2 separate regions of the Homo sapiens genome follow, and region 2 is linked to region 1. A link is a loop called in an ENCODE intact Hi-C map of the cell type or tissue named here. Cell type or tissue: Calu3. All regions are shown on one strand. Links, peaks and the distances in the headings refer to the core of each region. The heading gives the core; the rest is flanking DNA. Region 1 overlaps LYPD6B (LY6/PLAUR domain containing 6B). Region 2 overlaps LYPD6B (LY6/PLAUR domain containing 6B).

Region 1 (5,382 bases), core at 225-5,224:
TCACTCTGGCTGTCTAGCATCTTATCTCCCTTAAATCCCATCCTTGTCTCTTGACTCTACAACTGGCCTCCTTCTGACACCCTCATCGTCTTATGTGGGCTCAGGTTGGCATCAATGTCTGTTGCATTGCTACCGAGAGTGTTTGCTACAACTTTGCACTCATGAGAATTTGCATGTTCACCCTAATATGGACTCCAGCTAGAATCTGAGCTGGAAAATGGGCAATCTGGACATGCATGGTCCCACCAGAGAGGAGAGATCACAGGATGGGGACTAGGGAGACCCAAGCTGCAGACTGCCCCGCCCCTTCCATCATTGCTCACCTTCCCACACCAAAAACTTCTCAGGACAGCTTTCTTGCTTGTCAACCACGACATCCTAGGGTTATTTTCCCCATACCAGTGGAAACCCTGTTACCTTCATAATCTTTTCCTTCAACTAATCTTGAAGAGTTTATAATCCTCTTCTGCATTAAGTGTTTTTTTTTTTTCTCTTGTGGATGCTCACTTTCCTCGTTTCTTATTCAAACCAGCTGGGACAGTTTATCCCCTAGCATAGAAATGAAAACCTGACAGGCAGGTCTCTGCAGTCGAGATTGGGCTGGTTCTCTCTCCAAACAGTATTTTACTGTTGGCTGCTGCAGTTGAATAGCTCAGCCTGCCATTATGACAGAATGGCCCAGGACAGACTACAGGCAGGAAGCGTCTTTTGTTTCAGGGGGCTTTGGAGCTGTTTTTTCCCTGCCATAAACTTAATTGCTTTCTGTGATATATCTGGCAAACCTACCACTGTCCTTTTTGCTGCCTCCTGCTTGGTCAATCAGGACTACCAAAGCCTGCAGCTTTGCTTTTTAGGAGGTTTGGTTGATTAACATGAGTTTGCCTTTGGCTTTTGCTAACATTGCCTTTTTTGGGGCACTAGTGGTGCCCAGGAGAAGGATGTGAGTGTGGTACGTGTGTGGGGAGGTATAGATGAGAGACAGCTGGGTCTTCTGGGACAGTGGGGGAGCAGGCTCAGAAAATTGTGGTTCACCACAGGGTCCTCACGTGCATGAGTAAGTCATCCTCCTTCCTGAAAGGGAGGTTTTATTCACCTTATCACCATAGAGGATGTTTCAGATGTGGCAATTCCTTTAAGTCACTGCAATTTTGACTCACCCTAGGATTTCTGGGTTTAATTGCTCCCCTTTCTTGTTGGTTTTATGACCAGTGTTGCAGGAAAGACAATACTTGAAAGTCTGTGGAAGCCCCTTCTTTTTATATTTTTCTTTGCAGTGACGATGATTGCTTAACAATAATAAACATAGAGGTTTTTTTATGTTTTTTGTTTTTGTTTTTGTTTTTTTAAAAAGACCTTTGGGCCAGGTGTGGTGGCTCATGCCTGTAAACTTTGGAAGGCCTTGGCAAGTGGATCACTTGAGGTCAGGAGTTCAAGACCAGCATGGCAAACATGTCAAAACCCAATCTCTACAAGAAATACAAAAATTAGCCAGACGCAGGGGCATTTGCCTGTAGTCTCAGCTACTCAGGAGGCTGAGGCAGGAGAGTTGCTAGAACGGGGGAGGCGGAGTTTGCAGTGAGCCAAGAGATTGCACCACTGCACTGTAGCCTGGGCAACAGAGTGAGGCTCTGTCTCAAAAAAAAAAAAAAAAAAAAAAAAGAACCTTGCTCTAGGCTGGTTCCTGGTGAGGAAGAGGAGCTGGGGATGGTGCTTTCAATGGTTAAAGGCATATTTACACATTTGCACATGTGCCCGTCAGGTTCCAGTCCACAGTAGCAGCCACTTTAGCAACGTTCTCATAATCCTCAGTGGCACCTTCTTTAAAGCTTGTTATCAACAATCCAACCAAAGCATCACATTCCAAATTTAACTTTAACCTGCCCTTGAAATTTCATCCTTAGAAAGTCTTTCTAGAATGGAGATGAAAACCTCTTCTGTGTCTAAATACGACAAGCCCATGCCTGATTTGCCTGTTCTCACCATGGTCATTTCCATATTTAAGCTGTGAATATTGAGTTCTGTCTGCTATCAGCTGTGGCTCCCCATGCCTGTTCTCTGAATGTAGGTCTTGCTAGAACAAAAAGGGTAAAGGTTGTTATTCCTGGATGGCAGATCTATGTAACCACCAGTGTGGTGCCACCAGATAGACAATGAATGAATGTGTTTGGACAATAATATAACCTGCAGCACACACTCTGATCATAGGGGCCTAGCTTCTCTTTTGCATTAAGCCTCAGGTATTCTTTGATCAAGTGTGTGGTCAAGTCTTTGTAAGTTTACTTTGGGGCCTTAGCAGTATACCCAAACAGATTGTTGCCAAAATCACACATGGTATGAGCCTATTTAGGTATTATCTAACAGAACTCTAATGGGCAACAATTATGTAGACAGTTACTTGTCATCTATTAAATCAGTGTATTTTCTATAGGTTTTTAAATAGTGCTTCATTTGTAATTAAACTGTATTTTAACATATCCCCTCAAAAAGGGTAAATTTGAGTAATGCACTATGGAAATGGTAAGGAGATTCAGATTAATTAGGAAATGATTAATTCAGATTAATTAGGAAATACCCTAATTCATGCATGGACCCGCTCTTGGGGGTCTAGGTGAGAGACCTAGCTGTCTCTCACCTGTCCATCTTCAACACACACATCACACTCATGTCCTTCTCTTGGACATGTCTCTTCCCCAAAACAGGCAATGTTAGCAAAAGCCAAAGGCAAACTCATGTTAATTAACTAAACCTACTAAAAAGCAAAGCTGGCAGGCATTTGTAGTCCTGATTGACTAAACAGGAGGAAGTGTTACTCTGGTAGTCTGATTGGAGCATGACTTTGAAGGGGATAAGGTTCTCAATTGTCAAGTCTTTAAACTGGACTGCCATTTTAGAGGCTTTTACTGTTCCTTGTCAACATATGTGTTTGGCTTGTTTCAAAAAGACACTGCATTAGTTGTATACAAGGGATTCCTAAAATAACCAAGGGAGTGACCTAAGAGAGACAACCAGCTAGTGTTCCCATAGGATTTTTCTCCTGAAACTGAAGTTACAAATCTCTTCTCTTCCATTTTTCACCTATCAGTCGATCCCTGTTATCACCAGAGGCCAGATGGATAGTTCTGGGGATTGTCTTCCTTGAGTTGTGAGCTGAAATGCAGACTTTAAATACAGGGTTTTAAGATGTTAGGGAGGAAAGCGACATTGATTTATTTGTTCTGTTCCCTGCCAGCCTGAGAAACCTGTCCCGCCAGGTAATGAACAACTGTTCTTATCCTAACTAGCAACTTCAAGAGAACGATTACTCATCCCATCATTACCACTCCCCCTGAGTCATCCAGGCTGGTACATTTTGGTTTCCACTGAATAAAAATCTCCAGGCAATGGGAGTCTAGGGCCAAGGTTTCTGTTTAGTAATATGAATTATATAAATGTGCCTTGGACATGGAAGCTGTGGATCCTTCTGGAAAGATATTTCATAGGCCCAGGTCTTCAGCCATGTCTCTATTTGAAAAATTGTATTGGTCAGTATTGCCAAAAGTGGCCATCTTAATGGTCAGTACAGAATGATACAGCTAATCTGGTTGATCACAAGGGCAAAGATACAGCTATGAAAATGGATAGTTATTTGCCTGTACCTCTTGCTTGTAATTTCATAGTCATGTTGCATGTTAACCACTCAGTATTCATGGGGGATTTTAGTAAACCTTTTTTCAGGCCTTGTTCTTGTGACAGTGCTGAGAGGGCTTTCACACTTGACATATGCCATCATAGATGAGGACTATTGAAAGGCAGCTGGAGTCATTTCCATTTTACAAATACCATCTGTCTTCTATCACGTCACTGTTCTCTGTGCTATATTCTGTTCTCTGTGCTATGTCCTGTTGTGCCTGATTTGGGAGACAAATGTGAGACTGGATTGTCCTGGATTAAATTTGGATGTATGGGTAGTTATAGAAATCAATATTGATAGGCATGTGTGTTCAGTTCATTTCAAGGTTTAGTTTATTTCAAAAGTCTTAATATTTATATTTATTACAGATCTAGAGACACATAGCTTTGAGTAGGAGCTGTATTTTGAAACATTATGGTTTATGGGAAAACCTGGCATGTAGAAAATCAAAAGAAAGTACTCAAGGCAGAATGCTGAATGTAAGTTTGTGGGTTAATAGAAAATCCTACCTTTTTTCTACAAATTCCCAACTAATCCTTCCTAGGTTTAAATAAAACCAACAGTCACTATTCTAACAGCTATTCTGTCACCTTTCTTTGTCTTCAGGCACTTGAAATACATCATTAAACAACACAGAATTAATCCCAGGCCCTTTAGACTTTATACAGAGCTTCTTGGGGCAGGAACTTTATCTTCTTCATCTTGAATCCTGAGAACTAAGAAAAATAAATGTTTTATAAGCAGGCATGTATGAAATAATTAGTAGCTGTGAAAATAAAACAAGTGGTGATCCTGAAGCCCTGGCAGTTTGACAGCATGTCCTGTCGGGTCAGTGTGAGATAGGACCTGGTTGCAGGTGGGAGCAGCCACTCTGGGACTCTCAGATAAGGCCTGAATGGAAAGGCAATAATGTGTGCCCGGGAGCAGATTGACTTTACCATTGCCTGCGATTCCTGTGTGAAATAGGAAGGCTCAACCCAGGCAAATGCTAAGGAAGCAACACCAAGTCTTTTATTACTGTCCACAACATTTATAGCCAAGTCCTATTCCATGCCCTTCTCCTTGAGGCATTCTGACAGTCATTTTAATGATTTATTTTCTTTTTCATTATCAAAAAACAAATAACATATTTTATTACCTTTTGTGTAGACTTGATGTCTTTCTCTTCATTTCATCAGTATCTGGGTCTGCAAAATTCCCCTTCCCTTTCAATTTTTATAACTCAAGGATAGGAATTCTGTTTTTCTCATTCCTTACGTGAGAGCTCTTTTTTGAAGTCTGATTTTTTTTTTTTGATCCTATATCCCCAGCCTATTTTCTTGTTGTTACTTTATATCTGTGAGTGGGATAGGTGGAGAGGAAAGGAGTATATGGAAAGGGGGACTCAAGAAAGGCCACATCTTTACAATAACATATGGATGGCAGGGAAAGGTTTTGAATAAGAAAAACATTTTTTCAATGCTCTTCTCCACTATTTAAAGATGTAAGAACATTGGCGCTATGCTGCTGAAGATGTTCTGTTGGTTTAGGGAGAAAACACTCTACTACTGAAATTTGCTCTGTGATTTCTTTCCTAGGATCTACAATAAAAACCAATGATCTATGTGAGAGCCCATGGCATTGTGATTCCCCTCCATCCTGAATTGCATGTCTTCAATTCAAGCACCCTGCTTTGTGGCTCCCAGGCCCCTGGTTTCTACCCTCTGCCCTTT
Region 2 (5,382 bases), core at 292-5,291, 67 kb before region 1:
CTATTGTCTATGATATTGACTATGATGAGAGTTAGACCATTCGTAAGCTTGTTGACATAGCAGTGTGATATTTAAAAACTAGGCAGCCAGGGGCTTTGGTTAGGAAGTGTTTTCTGTGGTCACACAGGCCTCACAGAGCTGTTCTGGGCAGCCTGAGGGGTCTCATCATTGTTTCAGTGATGCTGTTCTGAATGAGCAGTTTGTCCTCATCATGTTCAGTTTCATGTTTTTGTTCTAAAGAGAACATTTATACCAACTTATTTCCTCTTAGGAAAAGATTGATTTTTGATGCTGGCCAGGGGCAGCTGGGGAGAGATGGGCTGTGGTAGAGTACATGATGGTCTAAACTGGGTCATCCTGTATTTTCAAGTTATCATCGAACATAGCCCCTTGTCTTTTGGTCCCAGGTGTAACCCCAGAATCCTTCTTAACTCAGTGTTCAAAGCAGTCACTCCTCATCACTTGGCATTGGCTCATGAACTGATGCCGGTTTGACACTTTTGGTTTGGGAGGATTATTTTTTCTCCTTCCTTCTTTCAAAATTAGTATTCAAAAGCAGCCCCTTTTGGATCTTCTAAAAGCATAAGTTAGGTTGGTATCCTTTGGCTTTGACAAAAAAAAAAAAAAAAAAAAAAAAAGCCCGGGCTGGAGTCAGAAGGGTCCATTTGTCTCTGGGTATGGGGCATTGTTTTAGTAGGGATTGGCACAGAGGACCTTTGCTTTTATCCTCTGGATCCCCTTGCCCTGTCACCAATGGGTATGGGTCCTAAGACTGAGTAGAGGACCTTTTAGATTTACCTTCAAAGAGGGTTAACTAGTCAATGCTCCTGTGCTTGGACAAGGTTAGTTCCTTCTCATCAATCCCTTCAACTCCCACTGGTCTTTATGAACCAAGTCTGTCTTATTTATGTGGACTTGTTAAGTTGGTGGCTTTATGTAAGCTATTGTAAAAGGCTAAACAAATTCACCTTTGAACTTATGTTTTAGAATCCTCTTTTAAAAATTATCATGCAGGCTGAGCTGTGAGTGACCTAGAATTCAAAGTGTAAGAAGCAAAACAAATTTTTAAAAATCTGCTTCCTGTCTGTGCTAATATAACCCAGCCCCTCCTGCCGTCAGCTGTCTGTGGCATTTTTAATCCACCTCTTGTTGCTGGAACCAACCCTTGTCAATGTTCTAATCTTGCAGGTCAGAGCTGTGTCTTCAGACAGTCAGAATGCGTTTACTTAAACAATAGACCCTCTTGTTGTCAGTTCTGCTGCTTTCAATAATTTACCTTGACTCGATGTTCACCAGTGTGTGCCTTCGGCAAAAGAGGCATACCTCCAAATTCAGCTGATTACTCAGCTATTCAATATCAGCGCGACTGAAGGGAACCTAGCCATCTCCATGAAGGGGTGCTTCTCCGCCAGAGCCAGTCTCCAATGTAGCAGGTGACAAGGCGAGCAGGAATGAGCCCAAACCAGGGAACATCTGGAACCCTCAAGGGAACTGCGAATGCTTCGTTTTTCTCCAGTAGAATCCCCTTCTGCATCCCTGTATTGAGCAACTGCACTCACCAAAGGCAGAAAATAGAAAGGAATTGGGGTGGGACATCACAGCCCTAAAAAGCCCTAAAAGACACTGAATTATGAATTTATAGTAACTAGTGAAAATGCTGCGGCTTAAGTAATGCTTGGCAAACCATCATGTATAGTTGTGTCTATTGATCACTGCCCAAGGGCACCAGCCAAGAGCTGAAGGGGGGCCAAGATCCACCTCATGTGCTGTCTGGCAGAAGGCTATGTTGGCCTGGAGCAAGGGAGGCCCTTTCAAATACTCCCACAGGCACCGTCCTCTCTCCAAACCTTGAACACAGCAGGGCTCATCTGCCCAGAGTGGGCACTTTTTTCATTTGGACAAAGGTGCCATATGGGCTAGTGGGGCCCTGATGCTTACAACCAGGTCCTCAGAGTAGGTCAGACTTTTATGTGAACTCTGAATGCATCTTGGCCTCAAGGCTCAGAAAGACAGGCTCTCAATGAGATATCAGAGGCAGGAACTCTGATGGCTTGAGATGATTTCAGGTGGTGCCCACTCAGCACATGTAACCAGTTACTCTCTTTTTAAAACTCTTTCAGTCCCATTCATTAGTTAAGAAGAAAGTAAAGTACCCCTTTGTTAAAAAGGGATATCAGCAAGCGGTAGAGATACCTTAATTAGACATACCAGCCACAAAGAGAGAGCTGCACGTAGACCCAGAGGCTTCTGGGAAATTCCATAGGCATTTACTCACAGCTTTAATGTTCATTGTATTTCTTTTTAGAATTACCTTCTCCCTTTACCAAGGGCTACTGGCTTCCTATTTAAAGAAGTAAAGGCACATTGAAAAGATAAATTAATATATAAAATGAATGAATCACTTTAAAAAAGTAGTTCATAAATAATAATGATGGGCCACCTTCATTGTTTTAATCAAATCCAAGTTACTACTGGCACAGCTGAATTTAGGAAACAGTGAGTTAGTATAAAGAGACACAGTGAGACGGAACTATTGAGAGTGAGGAAGAGAGGCCTCCACAGTAATACAGGATTCTGACAACTTCTGCTAAGAAGCAAATAAAAGGGAACATTTGTACTGTTGTTGGAGGGATTTGGGGTTCAGATGCACAAATATGCCTGTGTGTCTGTTGTTTGTATGCTTGTTCCATAAGCAAAAGCTGAGGAATCAATTGGGGGATTTTGAATTCCTGAGGGTGGGACCAGAAGATGTAGGAGGGAGGGCAGCTATTTGGAAGTCAAGTGATTGGCCCCATATTTTTTCTGCAAGGAAGAGTTTGTTTTTTTGTTTTTGTTTTTTGTTTTGAGACAGAGTCTCTTTCTGTCACCCAGGCTGGAATGTAGTGGTACGATCTCAGCTCACTGCAACCTCCACCTCCTGGGTTGAAGCGATTCTCCTGTCTCAGCCTCCCAAGTCACTGGGATTAAAGGTGCCCGCCACCATACCTGGCTTATTTTTGTATTTGTTTTGTAGAGACAGGGTTTTGCCATGTTGGCCAGGCTGGTCTCAAACTCCTGACCTCAAGTTATCCACCCGCCTTGGCCTCCAAAACCCACCATGCCCAGCCAAGGAAGAAATTTCCAGAAAGGGAACACATCTATTAATACTTGACTCAGGGTCCTTTTATATGTCCCTCTGTGTCCGTGTCCTTCACTGTCTCTCAGTCTTCCCACACATGAATATACTTCTATGTACACATACACCACCCAGTCCACCTGTGGTTCAAATCTGCTGTCTCCCTTGAACTGTTTCCTGCAGAAGTCATGCTGTATCATGACAGGCATGACAAAGGGAACTCAAGGCATTGTTTTCAGTCCTCTTTAGATGAAATAACACATTCAGCAGTTGGCACAAACATGGTGGAGATGAGTGCAGTGACAGCGTTGCATGGTATCTAGTGGCAACGTTAACTTATGTTTACATGAAGAAGAAAAGTGTCCTCTGATATAATCTCAGAAAACTGCTGCCACAGGCTTTTGAAACAATTAGTTTAGACTATTTCACAGAACATTAAGCTTAACAATGTCAGTCTGTTCCTAAATGCTGTTCAAGAAAATTTTTGCAATGAGGCCAAAATTTAGGTTGGCAAAGGGCACCGTCAAATAGGCAATCTCATCTGATTATTTATAAACAGCTTTTTTGAGATACAATTGACCTACAATAAACTGTACATATTTAAAGTGTACAGTTTGCTAAGTTTGGACATATGTAGTATAGATCTGTGAAATTATCACCTCAATCAAGATAATGAACACATTCATCACCCCCAAATGTTTTCTCTTGCCCCTTGGAAATCTCTACCTCCCACCCATCTCTGCCTGCCCTGTTGCCCAGGCAGGGAAGTACTTTCTGCCAGTATAATTTGCATTTTGTCTGGCTTCTTTCACTCAGCATCATTTTTGTGATGTTCATACACGTTGTGCATATCTTTTTTTTTTTTTTTTTTTTTTTGAGACGGAATCTTTCTCTCTTGCCCAGGCTGGAGTGCAGTGGCATGATCTCAGATCACCGCAACTTCTGGCTCCCGGGTGCAAGCAATTCTCCTGCCTCAGCCTCCTAAGTAGCTGGTATTACAGGCTCATGCTGCCACACCCAGCTAATTTTTTATATTTTTGTTAGAGATGGGGTTTCACCATGTTGGTCAGGCTGGTCTCAAACTCCTGACCTCAAGTAATCTGTCCACTTCGGCCTCCCAAATTGCTGGGATTACAGGTGTGAGCCACCGCACCTGGCCATGTATATCATTATTTTTACTGCTGAATAACTATCCATTGTATCGTTATGCCCACAATCTGTTTATCCATTTGCCTGTTGATGGACATTTGGGTTGGCTTTAGTTTTGAGCTATTACAAAGAAAGCTTGTATGAACATTTGTGTACAGATCTTTGTATGGATATATGTTTTCTTTTCTGTTGGGTAAACAGCTAGGAGTGCAATGGCTGGAACATTTGGTAGTTGTGTAGACAGTGTTTTTCAAACACTGATATGATTTCATGTTCCCATAAGCAATGTATGAGAGTTCTAGTTACTCTGCATCCTCACCAACACCCAGTATGTTAGCTATTTTATCTTGTGGGTTTAAGAGATAAAATGGCTAACATACCGTGTGTTGGTAAGGTTGCATCTCCCAACTGAGTAATGATGTTAATCATTCTTTATGTGTTATTCATCATTTATATACCATTTCCTTTGGTGAGGTGTCTGCCCATTTAAAAATTTGGATTGTTTTCTCATTATTTGTTTTGAGCATTCTTATATATTCTGTATGCAAATTCTCTATCAGATAGATACTTTGCAAATCTTTTATTATAATCTGTGGCTTGTCTTTTTATTCTCTTAACAATGTCTTTCAAAGAAGTGAATAATTAAATATTGATGAAATTTATCAAAATTTTTACTGGATCTTGCTTTTAGTGTTATATGTAAGAAATCTTTGCCTAACCCAAAGTCATAAAGATTTTCTCCTATATTTTCTTCCAGAAGTTTTATAATTTCAGGTTTTACTTTTGTGTCTATGATCCATATTCACTTATTGTTTTTCTTAGTTGGAATTTAATTAAGAAAGTTTAAAATTTATAATTGACACATAATTATGCATATTTATGGGGTACGATGTGATGTTTCAATGCATGTATATATAGTGTAAAGATCAAATTGGGATAATTATCATATCCATAACTTTAAACAATTATCATTCCTCTGAATGGTTCAACTTTTTGTGAATATACATCCAATTGCTCCAGCACCATTGCTGAAAAGTCTATCCTTTTCTCCATTGAATGGCCATTGCACATTTGTCAAGAATCAGTCATTTGTATATTTGTTAATATATGTCTATTTC

The links. A loop is a pair of places that touch in the nucleus more often than their neighbours do. Peaks named below come from ENCODE experiments on the same cell type or tissue, not always from the same donor. Only the 100,000 strongest peaks of a DNase experiment are listed, where the experiment ranks them.
Region 2: a loop joins it to region 1, with 2.0 times the contacts of the local background. A loop is called at or near these places in 1 of 110 quality-filtered maps.

What each region holds. Positions count from the first base shown.
Region 1 is chr2:149,166,577-149,171,958 of GRCh38, forward strand. All of the region lies in intron 3 of LYPD6B (LY6/PLAUR domain containing 6B), which reads left to right. Among named protein-coding and RNA genes, the nearest start is that of LYPD6B, 130 kb to the left of the region's middle. In Calu3, for the core only: no CTCF peak of the experiment used is centred there; a DNase peak (open chromatin) is centred at 3,275.
Region 2 is chr2:149,099,804-149,105,185 of GRCh38, forward strand. All of the region lies in intron 1 of LYPD6B (LY6/PLAUR domain containing 6B), which reads left to right. Among named protein-coding and RNA genes, the nearest start is that of LYPD6B, 64 kb to the left of the region's middle. In Calu3, for the core only: no CTCF peak of the experiment used is centred there; no DNase peak of the experiment used is centred there.